2 separate regions of the Homo sapiens genome follow, and region 2 is linked to region 1. Evidence: chromatin contacts called from ENCODE Hi-C or POLR2A ChIA-PET data. All regions are on one chromosome and are shown on one strand. The core of a region is the stretch at or near the end of the contact, and the rest is flanking DNA. Distances in the headings are between cores, read along the strand shown. Region 1 holds the start of TPST2 (tyrosylprotein sulfotransferase 2). Region 2 holds the start of MIATNB (MIAT neighbor).

Region 1 (5,100 bases), core at 1,018-3,517:
GGAGGATCGCTTGAGACCAGGAGTTCAAGACCAGCCTGGGCAACATAGTGGGACCCCTATCTCTACAAAATAAATAAATAATAAAATAAATTAAAAAAATATTTAAAGGTGAAACCTAAAGTTACCTTACGACCCAATCATTCCACTCCTAGAAATATACCTGAGAGAACTGAAAATGTATGTCCAAAGACCTGTACATGAATGTTCATAGCAGTATTATTCATAATAGTCAAAAGTTAGAAACAACCCAAACATCCATCAGCTGACAAATGGATAGAATGTGGTATATCCACATAATAGAATATTATGCAGCCATAAAAAGGAACGAAGTACTTAAAAAAAAAAAAAGGAATGAAGTACTGATACAGGCTGCAAGGGGCTGAACCTTAGAAACATTCTCTGAAGTGAAAAGCATCAGATACCAAAGGCCACATAGTATATGACTGCATTTATATGAAATGTCCAGCACAGGCAAATTCATAGAGAATTTGAGAGTCAGTAAGTGGTTGCCAAGGGATAGGGGAAGAAAGGATTGGGGAGTGACCATGAAACAGCCTTTCTTTTGGGCATGATAAAAATGTTCTAAAATTAGACAGTGGTGATGACTATGCAACTCTGAACATCCTAAAAATTACGGAAACATATACTTTAAAAGGGTGAATTGTACGGCATGTGAACTGTATCTCAACAAAGCTGTTATAAAAAAAGTTTGCATGAGATTTTTAAAAATCAGGTGATACAAAGATGTATATTAAGTAAACAACAGTACAATTGGGGTTCAGTGGGGTGGGGGGATTCAGAAATGACCCAACAGTTCCTTTAGGACAATGAAATAAACCCAGCTTTACAGTTATGGAAACTGAGACTAGATCGGAAGGAAAATGCGTCGCCCGGGCCACATCACTACTAAATCCGGTGTGTCACAGATCTGTTCAAATCCAGAAGCCTACCCTCGCCAGCAGACCACCCTGCTGAGATGAAAGGGTTATCACATGGAGGCTAGGGAGAGGTGTCCACCCACAGCCCAGTCTGGCAGACAGACATGCAAGGGAATGTCTGTTGGGAAGTGAGAAAAAGGGCTGGCTAACTCTGTGGGGTTCAAAACAGGAAGCACCCAACAATACCAGGAGAATGCCAGGGAAGGCTTCCCGGAGGAGGTGCTGCTTGAGGGGGCTTCTGTAGGATAAGTAGGAGTTCAACAGCCCGCCTCCTCAACATCCCCAAGGACATTAAGTCAGGAGGCCTGTGAGTGAGTTTCAGCTCTGCCACATCCTAGCTGTGAATCCTAGGGTCACGGGCAGGTGACCTCTCCAAGCCTCAGTCTCCCCATCTGTAAAAGGGGAAGGGGGCAAGAGGTTAGGCACGGTTCTTTCTAATGACTCTGCTGAGGTGGATGGTTCCTTCCCTAGGGAACGGGCCTTTGAGTGGGAATGCCAGACCTCGACCTCTGTCCCATCTAACAACGACTCTGCCAGGTCAGGCGTGCTCAGCCTCTGAGCCCATGCTCCCAGTCCCCTGCTACCAGTCCCAGTCCCGGCTTTCCGGGCACCTCCCATCCAGCTCACACCGAGAAGCGGAGTTTACGGAGGGAGGTTGGGGGTTGGGGTGGGATCCTCGGGTCAAATTCCTCTCCACTCCTCACCAGTGACCTCCAAGTTCACTAGGGCTCCCCAACCCAGTGCTCCCAGCGCCCACCTCCCCAGCCGACGATTTCCGCCCCCAACGCCTCCACTTCTGACGCTCCTCGCAACTCCACGGCTGCTGCAAGTTAACTTCCACGCGCCCTGGCGCCCGCCTGGGGGTCCCCGCGCGCCTGGGCGAGGTTGGGGACTCCGGAGGCGGGGACGCGCCGCCCTCCCCCCCAGTCCCCCCGCCAACAGACGCTGAGCGTCTCCCAGGCGCTGGGTCCGAAGCGGGAAGCGTGGTAACGGGGGCCCGGTGGATGCCGCACCCCGCGGAAAGCGCTCGGGACGCCGAGCGGGTGCGGATCCCAGAACCGCGCGCCCGCGCCGCCTGCCTGCCTCCCAGATCCCAGCTCCCAGCCCCGGAGCCCGAGCAGTCGCGCCGGGCCCGGAGGCAGCCGCCAGGACGGAGGGCTGCCAGGCGCCCGAGGCCGACCCGCACGGCCCCCAGCCCGCGCCCCCGGTTGCAACCCGAGGCCACCCCCTGCCGCCCCAGGGCCACCTACCGTGGCGAGACGCGGCGAGGCAGCCCCACGCACCCAGCGACTCCCGGCTCTCCAGCCGCCCCAGCCGGGGAAGGGGGAGGTGCCCGCGCGGGGGCGGGGCCGCGGCGACGTGACGTACGGGGGCGGGCCCGATACGCGGCCCCGCCCCGCCCCGCCCCATCCCCTCCACTGCGCCTCGGGACCGCGAGGTGAGCAGAGGCTGGTCGGGAAGTTTCCCGGAGGCTCGCCCCGGGAACCCCGCCCCGCCGCCCTGGAAGCCCCTGTCTGCTCGCTGGCTTACCCCTAGGACGGGCAGCTCACCACTTCTCCCGGTCAGTTCTGTTTAAGAGAAGTTCCTTTCTGCCTGTAAGCAATGAAGTGGAATGATCACCAAAAAGTGGTGTAAGAAAAGAAAAGTAGACCCGCAGCGGGGTGTATTCGTGCTACTGTTTGTGTAAAACACAGAAAAAAGAAAGGGGTGGTCTGATGTATAGTCATACACACCAGTGGTTTTGGAGGGAGTTTTTGTGGATATACCACATTCTCTCCATTTATCAGGGATTTTGCCCTGACATCCCTCCACCACCACGACATTTGGCAATCTCTGAAGACATTTTTGGTTGTCATAACTGGGGAAGTGGAGAGGCGATACTGGCATCTAGTGAGTAGAGGCCTGGAATGCTGCTAAACATTCTGCGGTGCATAGGACACCCTTTCCACCCCCAGCCCTGCCACTACCCCCCCAAAAAAAACCCTGCAAAAAATGCCGAATAGCGTAAAGGTTGTGAAGCCCTGATATACACAAATGAAACAAAACTCCTGACTGATAAATCTTAGCACAGTCTAAGTTCTATAACCTTTCAGTGCTTCTGCTTCTTCATGTGTAAAATTGGAAAAATAATAGAGCTATCTATGCATCGTATGCTTGTGCATTGAATACCTGAAGAAAAGGTAGGGTAGGCATGCAGGCTTACTTTTCATTGTGAACTTTGGTTCTTTGTTCTCTTTTAACTTTCTATTTGCCATATGTATATATTATCTGTTTAAAATAAATTTCTGGGTCAGGTGCATGGCTCACACCTGTGATTCTAGCACTTTGGGAGGCGAGGCGGGCGGATCACTTGAGGCTAGGAGTTCAAGACCAGCCTGGCCAAAATGGTGAAACCTCGTTTCTAATAAAAATACGAAAATGACTTTGGGAGGCCAAGGTGGGTGGATCACATGAGGTCAGGAGTTCGAGACCAGCCAGGCCAACATGGCGAAACCCTGTCTCTACTAAAAATACAAAAATTAGCCGGGTGTGGTGGTACATGCCTGTAGTCCCAGCTACTCAGGAGGCTGAGACAGGAGAATCGCTTGAACCTGGGAGGCAAGGGTTGCAGTGAGCTGAGATTGCACTGCACTCCAGCCTGGGCAACAAGTGAGACTCTGTCTCAAAAAAAAAAAAAAAAATGCAATCCCAGCACTTTGGGAGGCCGATGCGGGTGGATCACCAGGTCAGGAATCCAAGACCAGCCTGACCAATATGGTGAAACCCTGTTTCTACTAAAAATACAAAAATTAGCTGGGCATGGTGGTGCATGCCTGTAGTCCCAGCTACTCAGGAGGCTGAGGCAGAAGAATCGCTTGAACCCAGGAGGTGGAGGTTGCAGTGAGCCAAGATCGCACCACTGCACTCCCACCTGGGCGACAGAGTGAGACTCCGTCTCAAAAAAAAAAAAAAAAAATGAGCAGGGCATGGTGCTGCTCACCTGTAATTCCCCCTACTTGGGAGGCTGAGGCACGAGAATTGCTTGAACCCAGGAGGCAGAGGTTACAGTGAGTGTAGATCGCACCACTGCACTCCATCCTGGGTGAGTACACACACACACACACACACACACACACACACACACACAGAAACTAGGGCACACAGATATTAAGTAATTTGCCCATGGCCAGCCACATGTTCATTCATTGGTCATTCATTAATTCATTCATGTGTCCAATAAATAGTTAGTGCTTGCCTTATGGAAAATGCTGGGACTGATAAAGCTGCCTCCATGGAGCCAGCCATTACTGGTCTGGAAACAATACAACAACATTACATAGTGTTTATTGCGTGCATGTTAGAGACTTCATATGACTGATTTGATAGACACATAGATTAAACACCAGCAGGGTGTTTTATAATGTCCTTTTGTGGATGAAAAAAATGGAGTTCAGAGGAAGAGGTGTGAATGGGGGCATTTGTTTAATAACATTCTAGCAATGGCATTTCCTGAGCTCTCTATGCTAGGCACAGATTCAGCAGCTAACAGGGGGACAAAGGTCCAAGTTGGGGAAGCTAGATCCTTCAACAAGCCTTCACAGTAAAGTGAGCACCTGTAACTGATGAGGCAGGAGCAGCAGAGATTAACCTGGTCCAGGGAGGGAGGGCCAGGCGTGTGTATACATGCCAGAGGCATGGGTGGGGATCCTTGGAAGAGTGCACTGGTCACAGAATCTAGCAGGTGCAAAGGCCTAGCAGGAAGGAAGCGAGCCTGGGGCCTTGCATGAAGTGCAGAGTGGACAGGATGTGGTGGAGGTGAGAGAAGAGATCAGAGGTGTCTGCAGGGCTGGATGCTGCAGAGCTTTGTGGGCTGTGGGAAGGAGTCGGGGCTTTTCTCTTGCAGTGATGGAGAGACAGGGAAGGTGTTCAACAGGGGAAGGGCATGGGGAGCCTGACTTTCTGCAAAGATCCCTCTGGTGCTGTGTGAAGAAGAAACAGGCAGAAACTGGTTTGGAGGGTGTTGAAATAATTCAGGAACCCAGAGAGGGGATGTGGGCATGGAGGGGGTGTTTTGGTTCCGGAGAGGTTTGGAAGACAGAATTGGCAGATCTCAGTTGAGAGGCTAAGGAGGAGGATCAGAATGATCGTCTTGTTGTCTAGGTTGGGACTTCTCTCAGTACCC
Region 2 (4,008 bases), core at 1,509-4,008, 83 kb after region 1:
TTAAAACTCAGCATCTTCTGAACCAGAGGCATTTCTGATTAGCCCTTCCCTACCTATTTTCCTAGTATCACTCTTTAATCAGCTTGGGGAGGTGGCAGCATTTCATGGCCTCCGTAGTAACTCACAATGCTTCCTGGGGTATTTAAATTCTACTCTCTCATCAGCACTGAGCACCTACTTTGGGCCCTTTCCCGTGCTAGCCATTTGGGGGAAATATAGGTGAAGAGTGGCTGGGGTTTGAACCTTTAGGATTTCACAGCCATGCTGGATGGGATAAAACCAGCTCACATGGAGAATCAGAGAATGGGACAGTGCCACAAAACAGTCTACTGAGGCACAAGTTCTGAGTGCCTGGGAAGTGGTAGAGAGACCCCAGAGAGGGCTGCTGCAGTCTGGAACAGCTTCCTAGCAAGCTGTACCAAACAGGGCCTTGAAGGATGAGAAAGATCTGGCTGAGATGATACCCGACCCTCTAGGGAAATTCTTAAAGTAACTTCTAGGAAATGTCATTGCTCCTTAAAAAAAAAAAAAAAAAAAAAAAAGCAGGTTCTAATTCAAATTCCGCTGCACTACTGAAGTAGTGCAGGACTTATCAGAACCTTTAAAATGCTAATGGCAATTTCAAATACTCAGGGACAGGGCATAGGATGAAGTGTTCCTTGACTTTTATGGCCGTAGAATCTTTTTCTCATGGAACATCGTTTAGAACTGTGGGAGATGCTAGGCTGGGGTTTCTATGGGAAAAGTACAGCAGTGATAGAAGATGGCATAATTAGGGTACACTTAGGTGCTTTGTAGCATTGGCTGAAAAGGAAGCAGACCGGGTGGGCGTGGGGGAGTCTCAACTTGGTTCCAGGAGCCAGGCCAGCTTGATGCGTTTTTTTTTTTTCTAATGGTGGGAGGGCAGGCCAATAGTTGGAGAAACTAGAGGCCTGACAGTCGGTGATGGAAGAGATGTCTACTAAGCACGGTTGTCAGATCTTTTGCGGAGAGATGCGGGTGTGCGTGTGTCTGTCAGAGTGTAACAGGATCCAGCCCTCTGGGAAGGGGCTGACCAGAACCAGGCAGGGGGTTTCTGTCTAGGACAAGTAGGGTCCATTTTCAGGGGAGCTGAAATATTTGCAGGGGGTGCTCTGAGACCCACAGCCAATAAATAGGGAAGCAACATGCTTTTGGGCAGGGTCCATGTGGTTAGGGTTGATTTTGATGGGGCTGGGGGGCTTAGAGTTAGACCCCCTGCCCTGGTCAGGCCCCACTCCCTGGCTGGTGGGGGCGGGAGGCCTCTGAAGCTGCAGCTGGAGGGGCCGGGGCAGTGTTGCATGGTGTGATTAACCTACTAACCCAGGGCTCAGCCGGGACGCTGTGGCGTGTGACGAGGTGCCTGGCCTTCTGCCAACCAACTAACCCACTAACCAGGCCCGAGCATGCCCTACTAACCACCCCCCCGCAGCCAGATCCTACTAACTGTGCAGCTCATGGGCCTTTCAAGGGGCTGGGATATGGGGGCAGCCAAGGCTCCAGAAGGCTCTGCCTATGGGCTGGGATCTTTGTGCAGACCCACGTTCCAGGACAGAGAATGCAAATAAGACTCACCAACTCTGCCACTTCCTGTTGAGTGAGTTTGAGTAAGTCACCTCACTTCTCTCAACCTCAGTTTCCTCAGTGGTAGAATGCGAGTTCTGATACCTTACAGGTTGCAGTGAGGATTCCCGTCAATATAAGGGTCTCAGCACATGGCAGACACCTAAAAAAAAAAAAAGTATGAGGATGGAGGAAGGCCCCTCAAACCTGGTTGAACACGTCTGCTGCCTAGGCCCTGGCCTCTCTGGGTGTTCTGCACACAGATCCTTCTGCCTGGGGCAAGACACTTGGCTTTGAATCCATGTCACTTCCCCACATTCTTCCTCCGTCTCAGCTTTCTTTTCTGTAGGCAGCTCTTTTGTTCGATTACTAACCCGTCTAACCCCTGGGGTGCCTCAACTGCACCCCGATCATCCCTTAACAAACTAACGGACCTGCGTGCGTTCTTCCTTTTCTCTTAGCGACTCCTGTGTGTGTCTGCTGAGGTGCCCTGTCCGCTGGTGCTGTGCTCTGACTTACTAACCCAGCCCCTACTAACCCTGTTTTCTCTTCTTACTAACCCCAGCCCTGCCGAGCTCTGGGCTCCCCCCGGGGGCTGGTCCCCCTCCTTTTGGCAAGCAGATGACCTGGGGCTACTGGCCCTGTAGACAGATGTCCCACTTTGCTGCCCCATATTGGCTGTAAGATCAGAGTCCACTGGGCCAGGTCTAAGGCAGGGGATGGCCCTATTAACAAGACTCAGAGGAGGAAGAGGTGGTCCTGTGGATGTGGGAGGCTGGACTCTGAGTATGACATCTCTCCTATGTGCAGAAGTCTGGTTGCCACTGGGAGTAGGTGGGACCAGGGAAATCTCTGGGACGTGAGTGTGGAGGCCTGTTGGTCTAGACTCTAGACTGTGGAGCTCTGAGCTTTTGTGTCCTCTGGAAGGAAGCTGGGGAAGAATCCTCTCCATTGTTAAGTGACGGGGATAGAAGCTGTCCTGCACAGGAAGTCACGAGGGGGGCGTATCCCACGAGGAAGGCAGGAGGGGGCGTGCCCCTCACCGGAAATTAGCAGAGGGGCGTGTCCCACACCGGAAGTCAGAAAGCGGAGCCTTTCTTACACCGGAAGTCAATGAAGCGGGTCTTTCCTACGCTAAAAACCACTGAGTGGAGTATTTAGTACACAGGAAGTCGGCCAGAGAAACATTTCTCATATTTGAAGGCCGGAAAGAGGGACATTTCTGACACCGGAAGTCAGTGAGAGGACTCTTTCCCACACAGGAAGTCAGCTAGAGAGCCGTCTCCCCTCTCTGGAGCCGAGAGAGGCCGGTTTCCCCCACCGTAAGTAGACGTGGGGCCGTGACCGGAAGTCCTTGGGAAAGATCCGTCCCATTCCCGGAAGCTAGAGGGCGTTAGTTGTCGGGTTGAAAAGGGGTGTGGGGAGGGGAAGCAGCTTTACCCCGGGCTCGGAGTTTGCAGGAGAGAGAAGTGGGGAGCAAGAAGTGAACCTCAGGGGCTCACAGGGTTCCCGCAGATGCTCAGGCCGGCCAGGAATGCATCTCTGGCTCTCTGTTCCCACGGACGTCACTGCCTCAGCCAGCCTCCCCCAGAGCCCGCCAGCCGCTAAGCCGGGGCCACACCTGGGGGTGATTTCATGCCTCACCTCCAGTAGGCACCTTGGTTTCTTTGGGCTAATCTCTGGCTCCCTTGCGCTAACTCTTGCTCTCACCCAGCTAATCCCTGCCTCACCCTGACTGCCCCAGGGGCTGACCACTAACAACCAACCTGGCCCTGTCTGGGGGTTCCAGGCTCCTGGCCTGGCCCTGACCGGTTCTTAATTAACCTTTCCTTCACCTTGACTAACTCCTGCCTTCCTGGTCTGTTCCTTTCAGCAGAAACTAATGGTTTGTGGATTTTTTTCTGACTAACAACAGGTCTAACATTCCTCGTTACTGTTAACAGCTTGGATGTCGGCATGGCTGGGAAGGGGCTAACACAGCTTTGAACTTGGCTAACACAGGTTTGAACTTGGCTAACACAGGTTTGAACTTGACTAACACAGGGAAAAGCATAGCTAACAATTTTGGGCGTGGTGGCTGCTCTGAGTCAGAACAATCAGAAGTCGGTAAAGATGGTAGTTTTCTAAAGGAGGTGCCAGGGCTCTGGTGTGGACCAGGCCTGATGGAGCAGTGGTACCCACCAAGGTGGGGTCAGAAGTATAGCCAGTCTTGCAAGGTTTTGGCCATTGGGCATATCTTCACTCCTCATAGTCTGCATTTGGTTTCAGTTCTTAAAAAAATATAGCCTTATAGCTACAGTAGTTTGCACAAGTAGATGCAGCTCTTATAAACCTTAAAATACCTGTCTGGTGTCTACAGAGCATATGCCATTTTGTATAGAGTCACCCTTCCCCAGGCCAGGGCCTAGAGTCTTCATTTTGGGGACT

Evidence for each region. Hi-C counts contacts between places; a loop is a spot of excess contacts on that map. ChIA-PET counts read pairs that join two places held with the same protein, here RNA polymerase II (POLR2A). Pooled maps may share reads with other maps.
Region 2: a loop to region 1 is called in a map of B cell, with 16 times the contacts of the local background. The contact joins the promoter of MIATNB here to the promoter of TPST2 in region 1. A Hi-C loop is called at or near these places in 10 of 168 maps with a recorded cell type or tissue (B cell, CD14-positive monocyte, CD4-positive, alpha-beta T cell and 5 more), 8 of 37 single-sample maps with no recorded cell type and 15 of 50 pooled maps. POLR2A ChIA-PET finds 5 or more read pairs at or near these places in 16 of 52 experiments (CD4-positive, alpha-beta T cell, CD4-positive, alpha-beta memory T cell, CD8-positive, alpha-beta T cell and 10 more).

Annotation. Positions count from the first base shown.
Region 1 is chr22:26,587,865-26,592,964 of GRCh38, forward strand. TPST2 (tyrosylprotein sulfotransferase 2) reads right to left here and starts at 2,268. Exons shown (of 7, transcript NM_003595.5): 1 at 2,189-2,268. It also overlaps a transcript of CRYBA4 not described here. RefSeq lists enhancers at 1,466-1,966, 2,483-2,622, 4,919-5,068 and silencers at 1,813-1,992, 2,003-2,372.
Region 2 is chr22:26,670,085-26,674,092 of GRCh38, forward strand. It overlaps MIATNB (MIAT neighbor), which reads left to right and starts at 2,759. Exons shown (of 6, transcript NR_110543.1): 1 at 2,759-2,903. MIAT (myocardial infarction associated transcript) reads left to right here. Exons shown (of 5, transcript NR_033320.3): 5 at 1-4,008.